Regions from separate parts of the Mus musculus genome. Here region 2 is linked to region 1. The links are chromatin contacts, found by Hi-C or POLR2A ChIA-PET in ENCODE. All regions are on one chromosome and are shown on one strand. The core of a region is the stretch at or near the end of the contact, and the rest is flanking DNA. Distances in the headings are between cores, read along the strand shown.

Region 1 (6,541 bases), core at 3,832-6,331:
AGAGGGTACGCACACGCCATAGCTCTATGCTTTTTGAGCAGAGAGAGAGCACCGGCCAGCCAGGACTTGCAGGAGCCAGCAAATGGCTCACTTTCTCAGAGATTATGTCTTCGGTCCAGCAACCGAGAGTTACCTCTCCTACCTGAGCTGCGGCCCGCAGATCCCATGTGCGAATTGTCCCGTCCTGTGAGGCAGACACTGCCAGCGTGCTATTTGGGAGCACTGTCATAGCTGTCACTGGACCTGCAGGAGAGGTGAAGGTCATTTTGGCACATCATAGCTTAAGGAGGGATTCCTGGGATGTAGCCAACACTGGAGAGGGGCAAGCTTAGGATGAGAAAGAGAAGGGCTGCAAAAGCTGCCAGCCTGACATACCTGTGTGTCCTACAAACACCATCCGGATCTGCCAGTCAGCCTCCCACACTTTCACAGTACTATCCCGGGAAGCTGTAACCATGGCGTCCATCTCCTCACAGTAATCCAGATCTGAGATGATGCTAGAGGTGGGGAATGGGGGTGGGGAGGGAGGTGGGGGGGGCAGTGGACTCAGCTCAGCCCGTCTGTGGGTCCTTAGGGGATCTGCCTCCCATCCACCTGTCCCGAATCCCCTCACGTTTTATGCAGATCCTGGCTAACATTTATGAGAGCCCAGTCGTCCAGATCAAAAGTGAGCACCGCCGAGCCATAGGCAGCAAAGCAATGCCAACTGCAGTGGTCAGGTTCCAGCCCTAGGGCCAGGCACTTGAACGAGCCAGACAAGCCGGGTGGTGGCCGCAAAGGTGAACCACAGGGTACCAGACAGCGACCACCTGAACGGAACTTCCAGAGCTCCAGGCTGCCACCCATCTGGGCCACAATCAACAGACTCAGGCTGGGCACTGGTAAACAGCAAAAAGGTTCCTGGTCCAGTGACTTGTTCACCCGTGGCTTGCTTAGCCAGAGCAGGTGGAAGTCTGGCCCTAATATGCTTAGTCCAGCTGGACCCCAGCCGACAAAGCGGCCTATCTCTCCCAGAGGGCCAGGCACAGTCACAAGCCCGTTAAGTATGACAGGAGGCTTCAACTTTGCCTGCTCCCAGCCATCCTTCGTATGCTGATGCAGGTAACCTTCACCATCTAGTACCATGAAGCGTTCACCCACTGGATCCTGCGCTACTGAGCACAGTCCAGCTTCCACCTCGAGGTGACGCAGTGGCTCCAGCCCATGTGTCATGCGAGCGACCCGCAGCTCTGCTCTCTTCTCCTGCAGGCCAGAGTAGACAGATGTACGTGTGAGCAATGGAGGCACGAGCTCTTCTGCCAGGGAAACTCATAAGGACCAGTAGAATCAGGGCCCAGTATCTCTAGGGAAGAGCCCAAGTGGAAACCTCACAGAGAACCACACCTTTTCTACAATGTCGTGGAGGTATGCACGTAGGTGTAGCCACAGCAGTCTGGCACGGCGACGCAGTGACATATTCTGCCATCTCTGACTATTGGTAAAGAGATGCGGGACCTGTGGTCCCCCCAACAGACCCAGTTCTGTAAACCAGTAGAAGATGCACTGTCACCATGGCCTTGTGCCCCAAGCAACAAGGAGCCCTCCTCTGAGGGTCATGCTGGGTCAAGGACTGCCCAGGGAAGTTACACCTTGAGGACTGGATAAAGCCTGAGGAACATCTGTTTTCTAGAGGGGTGCCCGAATAATGCTAGGTGCCCTCACCATTTTTTTCTATGAGCACCCCAGGATCTGGGATATCATAGATGTCATGATCATAAATGTCTACATCCAGAGGTAAGTGGTCACCCTCTGATGAATAGAGGTTGCCTGTTTCTATTAGCCTGTCCTCCATGTCTACCACAGACAGTCCCAGAGGTGAGAGATAGTAACAGCTCTGAGACTTAAGTAACTGAAAAGCAGCCAGCAGCTGTTGCTAAGATACCAAAGCTACCAGCCCCGCCCCACGACGCAGGCCCCGCCCCACGACGCAGGCCCCGCCCCCACAAACTCCCAGGTTCCATCTAAGTCACAGAAACTTTTATTGGAAACAAATGAGCTGCAGCAAAGTGACACTCAGTGCATGTGGCCCACCTGGTAAAGTGGGAGACAAAAGTGGGCACCAGAGGCCGGTCAAAGACCAGACCCCATGAACACTGGGCACCACTTATAGGGCTTCAAACTACTGGCCCTTAGAGCTGGAGTGTACAGGCCCAATAAGAAATACAAAAATAAACTCTGTGGTCCAGCTGTCCTGTCTGTGACAGGCTGTTGGTGCAGAGCAGTCCCGTTTTCTATCAGACCCCGTGCTGTTTAATCCAGCCACAGCATGGGCAGTAGGAGCCTGCAGGGATGAGTGGACATCCACAGGCTGAATCCAAAGGGCTACACAGGTATAGCCTTGGGCAGCGCCAGGACGGTGTCAGTGCCAAGGCATAGCCAGCATCTGGGGAAGCTCTGGAGCTCCTCAGGTAGACAGGTCCAGGGATTGGTCAGAGCTGGATGACGCTGAGACCTCTGCTTCTTCTCATCACATACAGATCACTGGAACCCTAGGCAGAAGTTGGCACACAGTAGGCCTTTAGGAGATAGCACCCAGACCAGACAGAAGGAACCCTGATCTGTCCCACCCATTCCAGGCTCCCGAGGATAGTCCATGGCCACAGCCACCACCACACCTGTCTTCCTCCATGGTGCTGGTCTCCTCTGCCCTGCCCTCACCGCCTCCACCTCCACTCTCTTCATCAGCCTCCTCTGCCCCCAGTTCCAAGTCCAGTGCATTGCCTGCCTCTGAGGGTGTGTACGTGGAGCCACTGGATGGGAGAGACAGCGGACTTAGGATCTCCTTTCCCAGGCTGCCCCAGGGAGAGTAGACCCAGTTAAGGAATGATCTGAGTTGAAGAGGGAACTGGAGAAGGTGAGGTGGCAAAGTACCAACCTGATGGAGCGGCAGCTAAAGAAGACAATTCGCTTCAGTCTCTTATTGTAAAAGAAATAGTTGAATGACCAGAGGCTTCCATCTTCCCCAAAGGGGTCGGAGTCTAGATCTGGGTTATAGCTGAAAAGAGAAAACAGCAGAGGGATGAGGTCTCCACTGCCATACACATGTGCACGCCCAGCTGCAAAGACGTGAGCCCACCTGTAGATGTCACACTCAGCTAAGCAGATCTCCTCATCCACTGCATTCCACAGCTGTGGCTTCAGGGCCTTGAAGTCTTCACGAACAGCTGAAAACAGGCTGCAGTTGACTGCATTTACCACCTACAGGAGGTGACAGTCAGGGGTGACAAGGGTCCAGGGCAGCAGGGAGAGCCCAAGAACCCACACCAAGTGGGGATGGCAATGAGAAGGACCACATGGCTTGGGGCCCTTCTGTTCATCCTTACCCAGCGGAGGCTTGGCTCTCGGCTGAATTCATGACTTCTGGCTGTGCTGAAGTCATAGTCTGGCCGGAAGGACTCATTGAGGGTGGCAATCAGATAGAAGAGGGTCTTGCGGCTGCACTTGTCGCTCAGAGGACTCTCATCCTCACCACCCTGGCTCTTGCTCAGTCTGAACAGAGAAAAATGTCAGCCTTGCCCACTGTCCCACATACCCCAGAAGGTAGTCTCCACCTCAGCTTACCTGCTGGGACTGAGGCCTGAAGTTTGGGGTGGGGACAGTGCCTCCAACACATGGGGCTGGCCCTCCTGGCAGAACTGCTTGAACATATGTTTATCATCTCCCGCCATCTTACACGAGTAGCTTTCAATCCTAAAGAACGCAGGCAGAGTCATGAAGCATGCTAACCCCGAGGCCCACGATAGTGATCTCTGACAGATTGATCCCCAGAGCCTCCAGCCTCACCTGCCAATAATATGGGCATCTCCAGTCTCCACTGTCAACTGTGAGTTGATGGCCTCAAAGCTGGAGTTCTCCAATAGCTTCATGTCCTTTGGGAAGGGAGATTCTTGTGCCAGTGGGATTAGGGCAGCACTACCTGGGAATGTGGGAAGCCAGCATGGCTACCTAGCTCCAAAGGGCTCCACTTTCAGCCTTTCCACCCACTAGCAGAGTACTGTTTGCAGCTCGAGCTAACCTTGAGTCCACCATGGAGCTCATCTTCCTCACCTTACCTGCCCCTGAGAACTCAGCACTGGCTGACAGGGAGATGATCCTATGCATGAGCATGGCATGTCCAGGTTCTACCTCAATCTCAAGTACTATATACTGGGGCTGGCTGGGGGCCCCACCCACTCTCGACATTCCTACTCCATTGACATTCTGCAGGCATCCTCAGACTGTTGTAAGGTCCTCAATAAGAACCTGCTATCCGGTTCGGAACGGGGCATCTGGGGTTTCAAGCCTTGAGGGTCACCTGTATGGGTGCTCCTCCCGGGTTCTATGGGTTGCTTCACTGCTTCCTGTCAAGAGGAGGAAACCCATGAATTCTTCAATTCTATTTGCAAGTATGCCTAATTCGTACTTCGTACGTCGAAGTGTGTAGGATGGGCAGACACACCACCTCTGCTGGCGCAGGCCAGTGGTCTCCTGGCATTGCTGCCCTGCAAGCCTAGAGGTACCAGCAGATTCGTAGCGGGAAACTACAAGCCCCAGGAGGCAGTGCACCAAGAGAGGCGCTCCAGCCCCAAGCAGCATAAGAACTACAAGTCCCATGAGGCACTGCAGCAGCGCGAGGCCCGCCGGGGACTGTGGTTCCCGCAAGCCCGGACCGCTTGGCGCACAAGGCGGACACCCACCTGCCAGAATTGGGCTAGATCAAGCCAGGGTAGACGGGTTGTTTAGTGTCGGTGCCGAGGTGACGGCGGCGCGGGCTTTGCGCAGCGCGGGTTCCTCAGGACTGGAGGGCGGCGCCGCGGCCTCCACTCGGGCCGCACTGTATCCGGGGGAAGAAGCTTCGCGGCGACGTCCCGTTACTCCAGGCCCTGCCGGCCCATACGGGCTGCAGCCGCGACATAGCCTCGCCCCCCTGCAACGCCCGCTTTCGCGACCAACCTGCCGCGGACCGCCGAGATCGTACCAGCCAGAGAACGAAACAGCGACCTCCGCCTCCCCCGACCCGACAACAACAAGCGTCCGACGGGCCCAACCCCACTCCTCTGAATGGTCCACTTTAACCACAGGGCCAGACCACGAGAAACCTTATTGGTGGACTCCTCCGCCACTCGGCTTCACCTTCCACTTCTACTGGCTGCATAGCTTGTCTGTCTCGCACTCGCTAACGAACCCGCCTCCCCTCTTGGTGTTGATTGGTTAGAACCATGCCCGCCCCGCCCCCAGGAGCCAACCCTCTTCCTAGAGTGGTCCACGGTTACGAAGAGCCTCTGCTGTGCTTATGTGTGTTTGTGTGCATTGGTGCCTGGTTCCTTCCGGGAACTGGTATTGTCTTGTGTAGGGCAGCAGCTGTCGTTCGTTCGAACCTTTAAGAAAAGTTCATCCTTGCCTTCTTTTTGTGACCGGTGACCGGTCTGTGACACTGTCTCGGGTCCTGCTGAAAGGTGACTAGCTTGGCCGGACCGTGCCTGGAGATCTGGGACCATTCCTATCGCTTAGCGAGCCATCAGGCTCTGGTAGTGCGCAGCATCGGGTCCTTCTTGTTCTCCAAGCTCTGGGGCATCCGGAACCGAGGCTCACAGTCCGAGTTTCTGGCCGGCGGAAGTACTCGACAGTTCTCTATCACGGAAGCACTCTCGGAGAGTCAGGACTCCGCCGGATCAGAAATGTCGCCGCCCGCCGGCGGTGCGGCAGTGGCTGCAGACCCTGCCTCACCTGTGGTGCTCCTGGCAGTGCACGCGGCGGTCAGGCCCCTGGGCGCTGGACAGGATGCCGAAGCGCAGCCGCGGAAGCTGCAATTGATAGCGGACCCTGAGCGGCCTGGACGCTTCCGGCTAGGACTGTTAGGCACCGAGCCTGGGGCGGTGAGTGTGGGCCCGATTCTGGAATCAACTTTCTTTCGATTACCTTGACGACAGTCCTTAAGCAGTTATTTTTCTTGATTGCCTGTAAAAGTGGGAATAATGCTGATACCTAATTTACAAATCTTGTGAGGAATTGGTAAGATAACAGGCGAGAAAAGTTCAGAGCCGTAAAGATTACCTCGTTCCTTTTCCTTTCACATTCGTGTGGGTAACGAAGAGGAACCACCGACCGAGTACTCTTCCCTGTTCAGGTCAGTTTAGAATGGCCCTTGGAGGCTATTTGTTACACCGTCCGTGGGCCTAACCAACACGAGCTGCAGCCTCCCCCTGGAGGTCCTGGAACCTTCAGCGTGCACTTCCTCGACCCCGAGGAAGCACAGCAGTGGGCAGCACTGGTGCGAGATGCCACCGCAGAAGGACAAAATGGTCAGTGTTGTGAAATAAATGCTTATTTGAATATGTCCGGGCCACCTGGTCGAGGTTGGGGGTAGTGATGGAAAAGCTGGGCACCTAGGAAGGCTTCCAAGAGGAAGGAAGTGGAGAAATAAGAGGTTCAAGAGCTGACCCCAGTACCAGACAAGTAAGAAAAAGAAGAGCAAGCATTGCTGCAGGACTAAGAGTTTAAGGAAAATGGGATTGTATTCAGT
Region 2 (6,429 bases), core at 3,627-6,126, 360 kb before region 1:
TGGACACGAGATGTTCGTCATTGACCGATCCAAGCCCCTGTTCCCAGAGGTACTGCCTGAGGAGGCCCCAGAACACAATCCTCCCGATGGGCTCAAGTCTGGGCTACGCCTCCCTACACGTGTGGCCTATGAGATCCATTGCTGAGCTTGCGCGTACTAATGACGCAGGCACTGGGGATTGGCAGGTGTCGGTGCAGCTCCGCGCATGCTCAAAGTAAAGTTGAAGCCAGGCTTCTCCACTGAGTGTGTTGGGGCGGCCTAGTGGGGTGCTGGGGGTTGGACCATGGATCAGGTGTTTTCCTCCAGCTGCCAGCCCTGGTGATCCACCATGGCTCTGGACAGTAAGAATAGTGGGATAGCCTACTTATAGACTAGGGGGCAGTATATTGGGTGACAGATTGGTCATGATAAAGCAACACTAGAAATGCAGGTAAGTCTTTCCCATCCAATTAGGACACACATCAAAAAAGCCCATAAATTCACATTCCAGATACTACACGTTTGTACCTTATCCACACCCTCCAGAGCCAGGTAATAGGGTGCCAGGCAGGGTACACAATGTAAGACCCCAAAATGCCCTGAAGCAGATCACCCTGACATCTACCTCAGTGCACTGCATGCCTGCTTAGGGCATGGGATGTGTCCAGGAAGCGTTTTCTACAGAGAGACTACAACCCAACAGAGCCAACAAGTACATCAAACAGAACAGGGGCGCACAGGCCTGAGATAGCAACAGGCTGCCAGATACTGGGAGCAGGTGAAGGGTACTGCAGAAAGCAGAAGTGACTCAAGGTATACCCAGGAGAAAGGCAAACTGCAGAAAACCTAAGACAGAGCCTTTGTGTCAGGCTTCACTACGACCCTGGAGATCAGAGGCTAAAATAGTCTGCAGCTAGCCGGCCATAGATGTCTGTGGTCCAGAGCACATGGGCACGGCCCGAAGCTAACAGCAGTTGGTGTAACTCAGCTTCCACCCGGGCAAACTTCTCCTCATTGATGGAGGCTTCCAGAAGGACAGAGGCAGGTGGTGGCCAAGGAAGACCCTCATAGCAGTCCACAGGGAAGGGGTGTACCACGGTACGTAGCTCAGCCTGTACCACAGAGTCCCGAAGCAGTTCTTTAAGTCCTGCCATAGACAAAGGGTTGCCATAGAGACCAAGGTAGCGGAGACTGGCACATCGAGTGAGGGTGGGCAGGGTAGCCAACAGCTGGGCATCAGCAAGCTGGCACTCAGTCAGCTCAAGATGCAGCAGTGTGGTGGCTACTGCCTGCAGCAGACCCTGGAAGGGTGTCAACTGGTTGCCTGACAGGTCGTTGCCACTCAAATCCAACTTTTTGAGATGGGCAGCATGAGAACTCTGAGCCAGGAAGCGTAGGTCCTCAGGCAAGAGCGCACAGAAGGCCAGTTCTAGGCTTTCCAGGGGCCTCTGCAGGGTGCTGCAGGGACAAAGAGGTTACACAAGGGTCACGGGCAGGTAGGCCAAGAATGGCCTCACATAAAAGAGGGAGAGCAGCGGGAGAGCCCACTCACCTGAGCAGTTGATCCAGCCTGCCTGAAAGGAGAGAAGACCCCATGCTGAGCTCCCGAAGACACATAAACCGGCCCATCTGGGCCAGAAAGTAGCGAAAGTTGTCCTCCCCGTCCACGGAAGGCTGTCTTGAGTCCCCATGCACGTAGTGCAGCCTCAGGCTAGCTAAGTGCTGAAAGCGGGCCACATGTGGGATAATGACAGACAGGCCACGCAAGCCCAGGTTATTGAAGCGCAGGTCTATCCGGCGCAGACAGCCTGCATCTAAAAGCTGTAGCAGGGCCACAGTGTTACGCATGGGTAGATCCTCAGCCCGCAGGTCCCGGCAGCACAGCCGCAGCGGGCTGGCCACACTGCTTTGGAGGGCCTCACGAAGGAATGTGTACGAGGCCCGGTTTACCCGAAGGTCTACTCGGATTTCCACGGGGACTGGTGACAGCCCTGGCTCGGCAGTCCCACCCTGCTGCTGGGCAATGCACGTTCTGGCTACAGCGGCTGTACAGTCCCACATGCTCATGGTTTCAGGATCCTGCTCCACACCATCATCCAGGAGACCCGTCATGTCCAGAACCCGCAATGCATGCTTCCTGGGAGCAGGGATGGGCAGAGGGAGGGAGTGAAGGAGAAAGGCCAGCATCCCTCCCAGCTACTTTGTACAGAAGCAACAGATATCCCCATATGGAGGGAGCTCTTTCTGATCTCAGAACCACAACTCAGGGGATCTTCCTTGTACCCCTAGCCTATGGGCCCCCTAGATAAATGCATACCTGCACAAGGGCTGCGTGCCAGCCTCTGTTTCTTGAGTGTGAATCCGAGCTGTCAGCCCCAGGATCACAGCCTGCATGCTTTCTGTGCTGAGCCGCTCCTGCAGCAGGGCTCGACTGCAGTGGGCACACTCCTGCAGCAGCTGCTGGAAGCTGAGCAGGGGAAAGGGCCACGTGTGCACCAGCTCACGCAGCACAAGCGTCTTTTTGTCCATGAAGGCCACCTTGAAGAGCAGAGGGAAGAGTTCCCGGGGCAGCAGGGGCAGGGCCTGGCATGCAGCTGGCTGGCACTGAAGGACCTGACGCGTGCTGAGGAACACAAGTGTGTGCATGGTGCTGGACTGGGCAGACAGCCACCTGCAGGAGGGGGAGTCTTAATTAGACAAACTCTGGGCCAGAAGCAGGCCACACCCTCCCCAAGTTATCAGTGGTACAAAGCCCACCAAGGTATCTGATATGGAGTTGGTAGTTAATAGAGGAGAAATGCACAAAAGATAAGTTTCTAGGTCTGGCTTGAGACAATGTCTCACTGTATAGCCCAGGCTTGTCTTGAATTTGTAGCAATCCTCCTGCCTCTTCTGGGATTACATGCTGTGCCATCACACTTGGCAGGAACAATTCCTAGGAAGCACTTAGCACTGTGCAGAGTGGACAGGAGACATGGGGGAAACAAAGTGTTGAGCAGAACATACATAGTGCAGCTGTGTCAATGACCTGTCTGTTAAAAGAAATAGCTCATGCTCTGCAGGGCCCAACACTGATACTTTAGGTCTCCCAAATGACAATGACTCAGAAATCCTTCCTCAGAAGTCTAGTAAGGGCTAGGCATGGAGTTGTACACCTTCAATTCCAGCACAGAGGAAGGCAAGAGGGAGGTAGATCTATGAGTCCGAAGCGCACCTAGTCTATTTATAGTCTGTTTATCCTTACAGTGACATCCTAGCCAAAAAAAAAAAAAAAAAAAAAAAAAAGGAAGGAAAGAAAAGAGAAGAAGAAAAGGGGCTGGGAGACGCCTTTCTGTATAGCTCTTACTGAACATGAGGACCTGATTTCAGACCACAGAACCTATGTAAAAGCAGGATACAGGTGACACAGCTCTGTAGCCAGCACTGGAGTCAACAGAAGACTCCCTGAACCTTACTGGCTGGCTAGCCCACTATTGAGTTCTAGTAGATTTGCATGTTTGCTTGTAAAATGGGGGTGGGAGGGTGGGGTGGAGAAATGGTTCAGCAGTTATGAGCATTTACCGATCTTGCAAAAGACCCCAGCCTGGTTTCCAGAACCAACATGGTATGTCACAGCCACATGGAACTGATGCAGGTGCCCCCTTTTGACCTGAAGCTTTCACATGCACATGGTGTATTTTCCTACGACTAGGGAAAGTAAATATTTTCTAAAGTGAAGTAAATCCCAGACCTCTCTTCCCACCAGACTGACAACAGAGGATTCCTCCAGAGCCAGTAGCCTAACATCCTGACCCTCCACGTAGATGTGCCTTTGGAGTTAAAGAAGTCTAACACAGCTTAGTGAGTGCCAGGCTCTGGGGTTTTTTTTTTGTTTTTGTTTTTTAAAGGATCCTGTGAACAGATGGTGTGCAGCATCTGAGACCAAGGCCCTGAGTTTGAACTCCAGAGATAGCGGATTTCTAGGGTATAACTAGGCAGAGAAATCCCTGAGGAAGAGCAACTCTCACCCTCTGTGGTCCTTGTCTCCTATTCGGGTACCTCCTCTTCACTGAGAAACCATGTCTTAAATTCACGAGATTCATAACGATCCAAGCCAAAACTGCTAAAGCGTTCCAGCTGAGAAGCCACATACAAAAGATCCTGAGCCTGAATGATTCTTGCTATCCTGGGTCAGTAGACTTCCTGTGGGCAAAACACCTTACCCTCAGAACTATGCTACAGTCCTCAGCCCACAACAGAATGGAAAACCAGGGCCTAGGCCTTACGCAAAGCCGCAGCAAGGGACAAGACTGGGGACCAGAAAGACTGATGAAGCCCAGGGTTTGCTTGCTTCTAACATCTCCTACGAGTCCTTAAGGCACGCGTCCCTGGGGAACCCCGCGTGACTGTCCTTGATCTGGCTCTAGCTTAAGATAATAGGACTGCCTAACTGACAGGACAAGCCAACCAAACACCTGTCATAAGAGGAACCGGTGGCAGCCCGCCTGGCCTCCAAGCAAGGATTGCTTCTGGGTGATGCTACTGCACACAGGACACAGCGGTCTCTGCGGCATACAGACGCGCACGCTCGGATCCTTGGAGAAAACAAAAAGCCCGGAACATCAACTGACCCGGGCGAGCCTGGAGCCACAGGCCGAGACCGGCCTCGCCCGCCCCTAGGTCTCCCTTCGCTTGCGGCCCATCCCCGCGCGCCGGCGGCACCTCCCGAGAATCCGCCTCAGCCGTGGTCTTCAAGCGCCAGTCCCCGTCGAACCTGCCGTCCAAGTGCCCTGACCACTAACGGCTGCTTGACTCTCAGCTCGACTCGAATCCCAGCCCCGCGGCCCCCGCTCATCCGCCTCCCCGACTACCAAGGCCTGCAACCCTTCCTCGCCCAGCAAGCCTCGCCCAGCTCCGCGCAGCGCCGGGGCGCGCTGTGATGACGCAACAACTCATAGGCCCGCCCCCTCCCCGGGGGGCTCAGAGCATCTGCAGCACCGCCCGGCGGCCGCTCTCATTGGCTAAGGACAGGACTTTACGGTGGCGGCGGGAGATTTCCCCTAAACTCACGTTCGGGCTGCCATGGAGCGGCTCGCGACCGTTCGCGCGCGGCTACAGGAGTGGGAACGCGCTTTTGCACGGCTGCACGGGCGACGGCCAGCGAAGGTGAGGTGGAGTTAGGGTCCGGACAGGGGCGGCAAGTGGGGGATCCTGGCGCAGCCTGTTGCTGACAAGCTTCTCTCCTAGGGGGATGTGGAGGCGGCACCTGAAGAGACCCGCGGTGAGCACTGGGCTGGTGGACCAGGGACAGGGCGAATGTTAGTGGGTATGCCCCTGACCGCCGACTTCTGCCTTCCCAGCGCTCTACCGTGAGTACCGTAACCTAAAGCAGGCGGTGCGTCAGGCTGACGACAGACATCGTGTCCTAGAGCAATCACTTGCCGAGGCAGCTGAGGAGGTATCAGTGAATCCCACTCTCAGCGGTCTGTGGTCCAAATGGCAGGAACCGAGAGCATTTTGCAGCCGTGCCTCCATGGAGCACAGAAGTTGGGTGGCCAGGTCCTCCCATGGGGGTTAGGGGAAGCTTTAGAGGCACTTCTGTGCCCATGCCATCTTTTAAACTGGTCTAGGTTGCTACTATCTACTGCAGGCACAGGAGCCAAGCTGCTGGGGTCCCCACCTGAGTCGAGCTGCAACGCAGAATACGCAGTCTATGCCAAAACAGAGCCTACTGAGTTCTGTACAAGACTATGGGAAGAGGCTCAAAGCCAATCTGAAAAACACAACACAGGTAAGACGTGGAGGTGAACCCAGAACTGCCTTTGGCCCTTGGGTGGTTTGCCAGGGTCCTTCTATGTCCACCCTTCCTTATAGCACGCACGTACGCTCCTGTAATAACTGGGACTAGGTTCCTAACGGTGCTCAGGCATCTCCACTCTTATTGTCTGTCCCAAACTTCTGCAGTAACCCAGGTCCTGAATTCCGATTTGCTGTTCTGTCTTTCTAGACTGGACCAACCCAGAGCAGAAAACTCCAGCTTCAGAAGAGATCCTTGTCCACAGTTCCTGCCCCAAGGCCACCAGGCTCAAAGACTGAATCCCCCTGTCCAGACGAAGCTGACGATGCACTTCCTCGGGTTCCTGAGCCCCGGCCGAGGCTGGGCCAGCTCCAGCAGCTCCGATCATCCCTCAGCCGGAGGTTGACTTCCCTAGACCCTGGTTGGTTAGAGAGGTGTCACAACAGAGTTTCAGATCTTCTAGAGGTTCCGGGTGCTTGTGGGCTTGACCTGAGTGCAGAGGAGTCACAGCCTCAGATGTCAGGCAAGGTGAACATCGCTGATCCTGACATCCAGTCAGAAGTATCTGTACAGAGCCCAGAGGCCATAGCCCAACAGCCAGCCCAGGTTTTGTCACAGAGCCCCAAATCCATCAACAGTAAAGGCAGGAAGCGGAAGTGGAATGAGAAGGGGGA

Evidence for each region. A loop is a pair of places that touch in the nucleus more often than their neighbours do. ChIA-PET counts read pairs that join two places held with the same protein, here RNA polymerase II (POLR2A).
Region 2: a loop to region 1 is called in a map of T-helper 2 cell, with 3 times the contacts of the local background. The contact joins the promoter of Lrrc14 here to the promoter of Maf1 in region 1. A Hi-C loop is called at or near these places in 1 of 37 maps with a recorded cell type or tissue (T-helper 2 cell). POLR2A ChIA-PET finds 5 or more read pairs at or near these places in 1 of 5 experiments (embryonic stem cell).

Annotation. Positions count from the first base shown.
Region 1 is chr15:76,349,834-76,356,374 of GRCm38, reverse strand. It overlaps Maf1 (MAF1 homolog, negative regulator of RNA polymerase III), which reads right to left and starts at 5,081. Exons shown (of 8, transcript NM_026859.3): 1 at 4,716-5,081; 2 at 3,823-3,955; 3 at 3,601-3,729; 4 at 3,363-3,528; 5 at 3,116-3,237; 6 at 2,915-3,034; 7 at 2,655-2,789; 8 at 1,997-2,528. The coding sequence starts at 3,905. The coding sequence ends at 2,507. It overlaps Sharpin (SHANK-associated RH domain interacting protein), which reads left to right and starts at 5,265. Exons shown (of 9, transcript NM_025340.2): 1 at 5,265-5,894; 2 at 6,146-6,320. The coding sequence starts at 5,697. Gm35339 (predicted gene, 35339) reads right to left here and starts at 1,914. Exons shown (of 24, transcript NM_001378250.1): 1 at 1,702-1,914; 2 at 1,384-1,520; 3 at 614-1,242; 4 at 376-497; 5 at 1-243. The coding sequence starts at 1,831.
Region 2 is chr15:76,709,088-76,715,516 of GRCm38, reverse strand. Lrrc14 (leucine rich repeat containing 14) reads right to left here and starts at 4,876. Exons shown (of 4, transcript NM_001358891.1): 1 at 4,590-4,876; 2 at 2,297-2,650; 3 at 1,532-2,116; 4 at 426-1,437. The coding sequence starts at 2,625. The coding sequence ends at 870. Recql4 (RecQ protein-like 4) reads left to right here and starts at 4,958. Exons shown (of 22, transcript NM_058214.3): 1 at 4,958-5,124; 2 at 5,206-5,239; 3 at 5,319-5,416; 4 at 5,609-5,749; 5 at 5,966-6,429. The coding sequence starts at 5,041. Lrrc24 (leucine rich repeat containing 24) reads left to right here. Exons shown (of 6, transcript NM_198119.2): 6 at 1-241. The coding sequence ends at 145.